Linked DNA regions of Mus musculus: region 1 is linked to region 2. The links are chromatin contacts, found by Hi-C or POLR2A ChIA-PET in ENCODE. All regions are on one chromosome and are shown on one strand. The core of a region is the stretch at or near the end of the contact, and the rest is flanking DNA. Distances in the headings are between cores, read along the strand shown. Region 1 has its middle 19 kb from the start of Gm32230. Region 2 holds the start of Lrrc8c (leucine rich repeat containing 8 family, member C).

The links. A loop is a pair of places that touch in the nucleus more often than their neighbours do. ChIA-PET counts read pairs that join two places held with the same protein, here RNA polymerase II (POLR2A).
Region 1: a loop to region 2 is called in a map of Patski, with 2.0 times the contacts of the local background. The contact joins the enhancer-like site here to the promoter of Lrrc8c in region 2. A Hi-C loop is called at or near these places in 2 of 37 maps with a recorded cell type or tissue (Patski and heart). POLR2A ChIA-PET finds 5 or more read pairs at or near these places in 1 of 5 experiments (Patski).

The regions. Positions count from the first base shown.
Region 1 is chr5:105,623,628-105,626,910 of GRCm38, forward strand. No RefSeq gene overlaps it. Among named protein-coding and RNA genes, the nearest start is that of Gm32230, 19 kb to the right of the region's middle. Within about 2 kb of position 1,909, at least 1 of the 3 ENCODE cell types and tissues checked has a DNase peak (open chromatin) inside an H3K27ac peak, as active enhancers do; it is heart, where a contact is called at or near this core.
Region 2 is chr5:105,518,146-105,521,738 of GRCm38, forward strand. Lrrc8c (leucine rich repeat containing 8 family, member C) reads left to right here and starts at 1,326. Exons shown (of 4, transcript NM_133897.2): 1 at 1,326-1,485.

The sequences.
Region 1 (3,283 bases), core at 659-3,158, 110 kb after region 2:
CATCAGGTGTATGGCTTACATACTTATATGGCCCAATACTTCAGTGCTTACTCTCGAGAAGTATGAGGGTTGGGAAAATAAACTTAGCCAATAACTTGATTACAGAGCAAGCGCCAGGACCTGAACTCAATTCCCAGAACAAACATAAAAGCACACTTTAGCATGGGGGAAATGAGACAGGAAGAGCCTTGGGACTCACTGGCCAGCCAGGCTAACTTAATCAGCAAGGCTCAGCTCCCAGTGAAAGACCTTGTCTCAAAACACAAGGTGAGTGGTTCCTGAGGGCTCCTGTTTGACCCCTGGCCTCTGCATGAACTTGTACACACACACACACACACACACACCTCACACATACCCATGAAATTTGCTAGTTTTATGATGATATAAAACTGAAAAAGATTAACAAGAAAGGATGAAAATCATTCTCAAAAAAATAAGTTGTTCTCGAATCCTCCATAAACAGAAAAAGACAATTGCATAGTCAAATAGCTACAGTGTGTCTTAAAAGCCAACCCAAAAGCCTGTTCACACAGGGTCACAAGGAAGGTGGGACCCACTCCATCCCCCAGACTCTTAACCAGAGGAAAGATTCCAGTAGGGAACATTGGCTGAACCTCTATGCAGGGGATACCCCCTACAGACATGAGAAGTTATTAGGGTCTGGGATCTCTGGATGGGGACAGAGGCCTGAATTGTGATGTCACTGGACAGCATGGGGCAGGGAAAAGAAGGTTCCTGAGTCACTAGAATGGAGAACAGAAAGAGAAAAGTTAGGGTCAACTGGAGGGCATCCTGTAAGTGATATGCTCAAGTGATGCTCTTTATCTTAGTTTTCCAGCATCAGGAAGTGGGGAAGGTACAGTCTTTATTAGTAGTCAAAGCCAGGAGAAAGCCCAGGGTTGCAGCTGAGCTGGGCTGCAGCTGAGCTGGGCTGCACTGCTGGTACAGTGCCTGCCTAGCATCCCCAGGCCCGCATAAAAGCGGACATCGTGGAGCACCATGTCTGTGGTCCCAGCACTTGGGAGGTAGAAGCAGAAGGATCACAAGTTCAAGGCCATCTATTGGCTACACAGCAAATTAGAGGCCAACCCCGGGCTACCTTGAGCCCTTTCTCAAAAATAAATAAAAATAAAAAAGGAGGGGGCTCAGTGGAGAGATGGCTCAGTGATAAAGAACTTGCCTTGAGTTCAGGTTTGGGACTCAGATCCCCAACACTCATATAAATGCTGGGTGGGCACAGTGGCCTACCTGTAATTACAGAGCTCAAGAGGCAGAATCAGGGCACTCCCAAGCCGTCTAGCTACACTACCCTAGCTGACCTGGGGAGCTGTGGGTCCAGCAAGAAATCCTGCTTCCATAAATAGAGAATTATCCAGAAAGACATACAACATCAACCTCTGTCCCCCACTACATATGCACACACATGGGTACATGTGCACCCATACGCATGTAAACGTGCATACATGCATGCACATTACACAAAAACACATTTAAAAAAAAAAAAAAAAGAACCCATTACATTGAGATAAAACCAAAGCCAGAAGTAGTTTTGCCAGAACTTAACTCTTTGTTTTCCAGTCCTAGTAAGAAGAAAGAGCTTCTATCTGGTTTCACTCAGAACCAAAGGCCACAGAGAGTAGCTGAGAGTCAGCTAACAATGCCCAGAGCAAATTTCTCTGTACAGAGCAAGACTGACAAACAATAATGTGTGGCATCAACTTGCCAGTGACATTGCCACTAGACCCCATGGAAAGCGCCCAGCAGATCCACCTTCTGCGTCCCTCCTGCCCCCTTTCATACTCTGCTTTCATCTCTTCCCTTGCTTGGTTGCCATTGTTTCCACCGTCCTGCTGATCTTTCAGGTGCAGGGGAGATGTGCCAGTGAGTAGGGTGCTCGCTGTGAGAGCAAAAGAATCTGGGCTTGGATCCCCAACACTCACATAAAAAGCCAGATGTGATATAGAGCTATAATCCAACTGCAGGGAGGGAGTGGTGCAGAGCCAGGATGAGCCCAGGGGCCGGCTGGCCTGCCACACTCAGGTGCCTCTGTTCTTAGAACACAGGTGGTGTCTGCCCACCGGGTCCTAGGCTGCCTGCTTTTCAGGAGGTGGGCTGAAGTAGTACAAGGACAAGTAGTCCAGGAAGGTCGCACTCTACTGAGCTACATGTTCCCAGCTGACCTTCTGGTCTTTATTTATTTATTTACTTGCTTACTTACTTATTTTTCTGTCCTCAAAGGAAAGGTGGAGTCTTCCTGCTCAAGAACTTAATTTCTTTTCCTGTTCTTCCCAATGCTGCATTCCTGTCCTATTCCTGGAGAATGAACCAGGCTTCCTCAGGGTCAGCACTGCAGAGTCTCTGGGTCAACTCAGAAGAACACGAGAGGCAAAGCTAGAGATGCTTTGTCTTCTCAGCTGGTATCATTTCCGAGTGTGTTTTGTAGCCTCTGCCTCAGCCTCTGCAAGACCTCAGAGAGCTCGAGGCAGGAAGGAGCCTGGCTGTCCTTGACTCGTTCCATCATTTTCAGACATAGAGGAAGCACCGGGTTTCATAGCATGAGCTCGGACTCCACAGTGGCTGTCCAGAGGTAACAGATACCTACCTAGAACAGGCAGTCTTGGGGCACATGAGCCAATAGAGAACAAAATCTAAACCAACTCTCCCTCCTAGAGCTCATTCGTAGGCTCAGTGTTTTGGTTTCTTCCTCCAGAGATTCCCCACACCACTAAGAAGTGGCTGTGTTTTCCTATGAGACTGAGACCAATTTAGTTTCGACTATTCATTTATCGTGCCCAAACTTCCCTTTCCTCTCATGTAGCAACCCTGTCACTGTGTGAGCTTTGCCTCTGTCTATCTCCAGGGAATCCTCTAACCTTGGCCTTCTGATCCTAGGATGCCACTCGGGCCTAATTTTGACTAATTTGTTCCAGGGTTGGGCTAGGCTGGTGTACAATTACCCTTAATGCCTCAGAAAAGGGCCATTCCTTCTGTCTGCCATGGGAAAGAATTGTCTCTGCTCTGGGTATTATGTCAGGAGAGCTTTACAGCAAGGTTGGGGGGCAGGGGCACAGGCAGCCTGCACAAAAAGGAAAGTAACATTTTTTTTAATGTTACATTTCTTGAATTCCTAAGTGTACATGAAAAATAACAATGTGTCAGGTTTTATTTTTTAAAGGAAACTTAATAACTAGTCGGGCTCTTTTTCTTCAAGATACAAAAACACACATGTTACATATATTAAAAAAAACATGGGAAAAGACAAATATCTAAATGTAATCAGAAG
Region 2 (3,593 bases), core at 76-2,575:
CCCACGGCCCCCATACCCTGCTTTTTATCATGGCTTGGAAAATGATTGTCTTCTATAAACTCACCATGCAGGAGCACACAAACTAGTTAATGGCTGCTGGCTGCCCGTTTTTGTCCTCTTCTGTCTCTCCCAGACTGCCAGGGCAGAGTAATTCTTTATCTGCGTCAAGTGCTCTGAGGACAGCCAGCTGGTTACTGACAAACTCTCTCTCTCTCTCTCTCTCTCTCTCTCTCTCTCTCTCTCTCTCTCTCTCTCTCGACTGCTACAGTGATCTTATCTGCACTTTTTCCCCCAATAGGCAATTTTTCTTTTTAGGGAGATGCCAGCTTTCAAGATGCTAGTTTGTGCTTTTAAACTATAATTGGGCAGAGAGATAGGCAGACAAACCCAAGGCTCAGATCAATGGCTGGGAGAGAATCCCTCCCCTACATCGTCTAAACAACAGGTGGTTCGGGGCACATTGTTAACTCTTTTGCACACACACACACACACACACACACACACACACACACACGATCCCCACCTCTGCCCACACAAAATCGTAGGCGGAGCTTTCATATGGAACGGCACCTGCTGCTCAAAGCCCAGAAGCCCATCTTGCAGGGTCCAGTAACGAGGGACTCCTGCCAGCTGGTCAATGGGATTGAGGTTGCCCAGGGTCTTAAGGCTTTGTAAACTACGGGCATCGGATTTTTTTCGTTCTTCCCTGTTCCCCTCATATATACCACCGCCCCCTCTCCACCCGCTTCCTGGACCTTTCATTCTCTGGGGAGGGGTTATCTCCAACCTGACCCTCTGGGAGTTCCCAGGAGGGCTATTTTTAGCAGCAGCCGCTCTGCTTCAACTTAGCCCAGGGAGGAGCTGCGGTGTAAGAGCGGATGGCGGGCTCACAGAAACCACCCGCTTTTTGGCATTGTTAGGGTTGCACACAGGAGGCAGAGGACCGATCTTCCCTGCTGTGCCAACCAGGTAGGCAGCTCTGAGCAGCGGAATCATCCAGCCGCGGAGAGGCTTGATTTCCCGGTGGGGAACCCGGGGCCCGCCCAGCGCGGGCCCGCCTGCCCTGGACGCCTGGTGGTCTCGGCAGAGGAGGAAGTTCCCGGGCATCGCTGCCTGCGTCACAGCGGGGCTGGCACCGCGGCGGCGGCTCGGCAGCCGACGGCGACCCCGGGGCTGGGCGCTGGGCGGCGCTGGCTGCCGCGGGCCAGGCGGCGCGCGGGGCGGCGCTGGAGGCGGCTCCGCTTGCAGGCGGGGAGGCACCGGGGAGGAGGAACAGGGCTGCGGAGCTGGGGCGTTAGCTGCGTCCCGGCTCAGAGCCCGCGAAGAAGACGAGGACCGAGGCGCCGCCGCGGCCGTGGCCGCAGCACTCTGAGCGCGACAAGCCATGAGCAGCGACGCCGCGGTCGCTTGCCGCCGCTGAGCCCAACCCGGACACAGCTCGCCGCGCCCTGGCATCCTTTTCTGCGGATACCCTCGCCCCCAGAGGTAAGTGCCGGGGACCCGCGGAGGGATGGAGAGGGACGGCCAGCACCCTGCCACTAGCCTCGGTTCTCTGGGCGCGCCCCAGCCTGGACCCGTCCACCCTCCCTCGTTCGTGACCCTGCTTCCCCAGGGCTCTGGGACAGGCACATTGTGGTCGCCTACTCAGCGTGCGGTTCGGGGATCCCGCTAACCCCAACCCCACCCAACCCACGCGGGCCCTGGCGTCCGCGCCAGGGACCCCCAGCCGGGAGCCCAGTACAGCCTGGCCGCTAGGTTCTGGGGACTGGGGGAGGGGCGTACTAGGAGAAAACGCGGTTGCTGCAGGGATGGCCATTCTCCTTCCCTACCTTCAAAACCCCCGGAGATGCTGGGGCCTGTTTTTTCTGCTCTTCTCCCCAACCCCCTCTCCTCCCTGGAAGATGCCTGAAGTTACACTTTTTGAGGAAGGAGGGGGAAATCGAAGGTCTACACAGAGATCCAGTGAGCACTAGTCCGCTCACCTGCAAGTCCAGAGGGGCCGGAGGGGGCTGCTCTGCATCCTAAGACCCTGGAGGCCAGGTGTCTAGGCCAGCAACTGCGGCCAGGATTTCTGCCTTCATCCCAAACTGACCCTAGCAGGCTAGCAGGCTCTCTCTCTCTCTCTCTCTCTCTCTCTCTCTCTCTCTCTCTCTCTCTCTCTTCTCCAGCGTAGAGGTGTTTGGGATGGAGTTAGCCCCTTGGGAGCCTCAGGGTGTGCTCTATAGACGCCAAAGCCTTTCTTTTTTTCCAGCAGCTAATGTTTCCCTCCCCCAACACTTGGCTGTGTACATCAGATTTCAGTTATTTTAAAATCCTTCAAGTTACCTTTCTTTGCAACGGCTCAGCCCACATCTAGTCCCCATGCTTAATGCGGATGTTTTATTAGAGGTTGAGGGCAGAGCTTTACTGAGTTTCCAACTCCTTAAGTATTTTTAAACTCGCAACAAATTAGTTAGGAAACATTTTTGGGCTCCCATCCTCCTTAAAGTGAAAAATAAGACTAATTGATCTTTGTGGGAGTGTCCAGGTTTGGCTCATAGAGCCTTATTACCCTTTAGAGGTGCTGTTTCACATCTACAGACTGCAGTAGCATATGAAGTGTGGCCTTAGCTAACGGTCACATTTCTGCCGAGTATGCAGTGCTTTGCTGAAGCTTGGACAAGGATGTAGAGTGGACTGACATTAAGATGCCACTTGGGCGACAGGGGAATACGAGTAATTTTAAACCACTTGGTTCACGCAGTTCTGCAACACTCCCAGCACCAAAGCTCTATACACGCTTCTCTTCATTTCCTGATAATTTGTAGAAAGCCACCAACCCTCGTTGTAATCTGAACTTGATAGACTTTTACTCAGATTTTGCACTCCCAATAGATATGTGGACCAAGCTATCAGATTAGATCTACACATCTCTAGTCTATAATACTTGAATTTCTTATGACTTAGACCAACTGAGAGATGGGGAGGGCAGTTTTTGCAAGTACAAACATTTCCCTCTTTTATATTCTAGACTGCTAGCAGCTAGGGGCCACCACCTCATTATGTGTAAAAGGTGGTAAGCATAATTAACCATTTCTCATAAGCAAAATGGCCTGAACTAGTGCTAGCAACACTCATCTATTGTTTCTCAGATTTTCAGGCACTTTGATGAAATATTGTGAGTTTTTGTTTTTGTTTTACTGGTCTTGTGTAACCCAGGCTGGCCTCAGACCTTGAACCTCTGATCTTCACAGTGCTGGGATTACTGGAGCACCACCACCCAGTTTATTCTGTGCTGGGGATTGAACCTGAGGCTTTGTTCATGCTAGACAGCCTATCAATTGAGTAACATCCTCAAGGAGTGTTTTTTATTTTAAAGAGGAAACTTTTTTAGCAAAGAAAAAGTTGTAAGAATTCTAACAGAAATGAACAACTTGAACTCTTATGTAAAGTTTATTTTTTAAAGAACAATTCAGAGTCAGAAATATTTTAATTTCCAAATACCCAGTTTTTATCAAATTATTATGTTTAATTGATCGATTGATTGATTGATTGATTGATTGATTGATTGAGACAGGGAACTGGCTGTCTTGGAACTTGCTCTGTAAGACCAG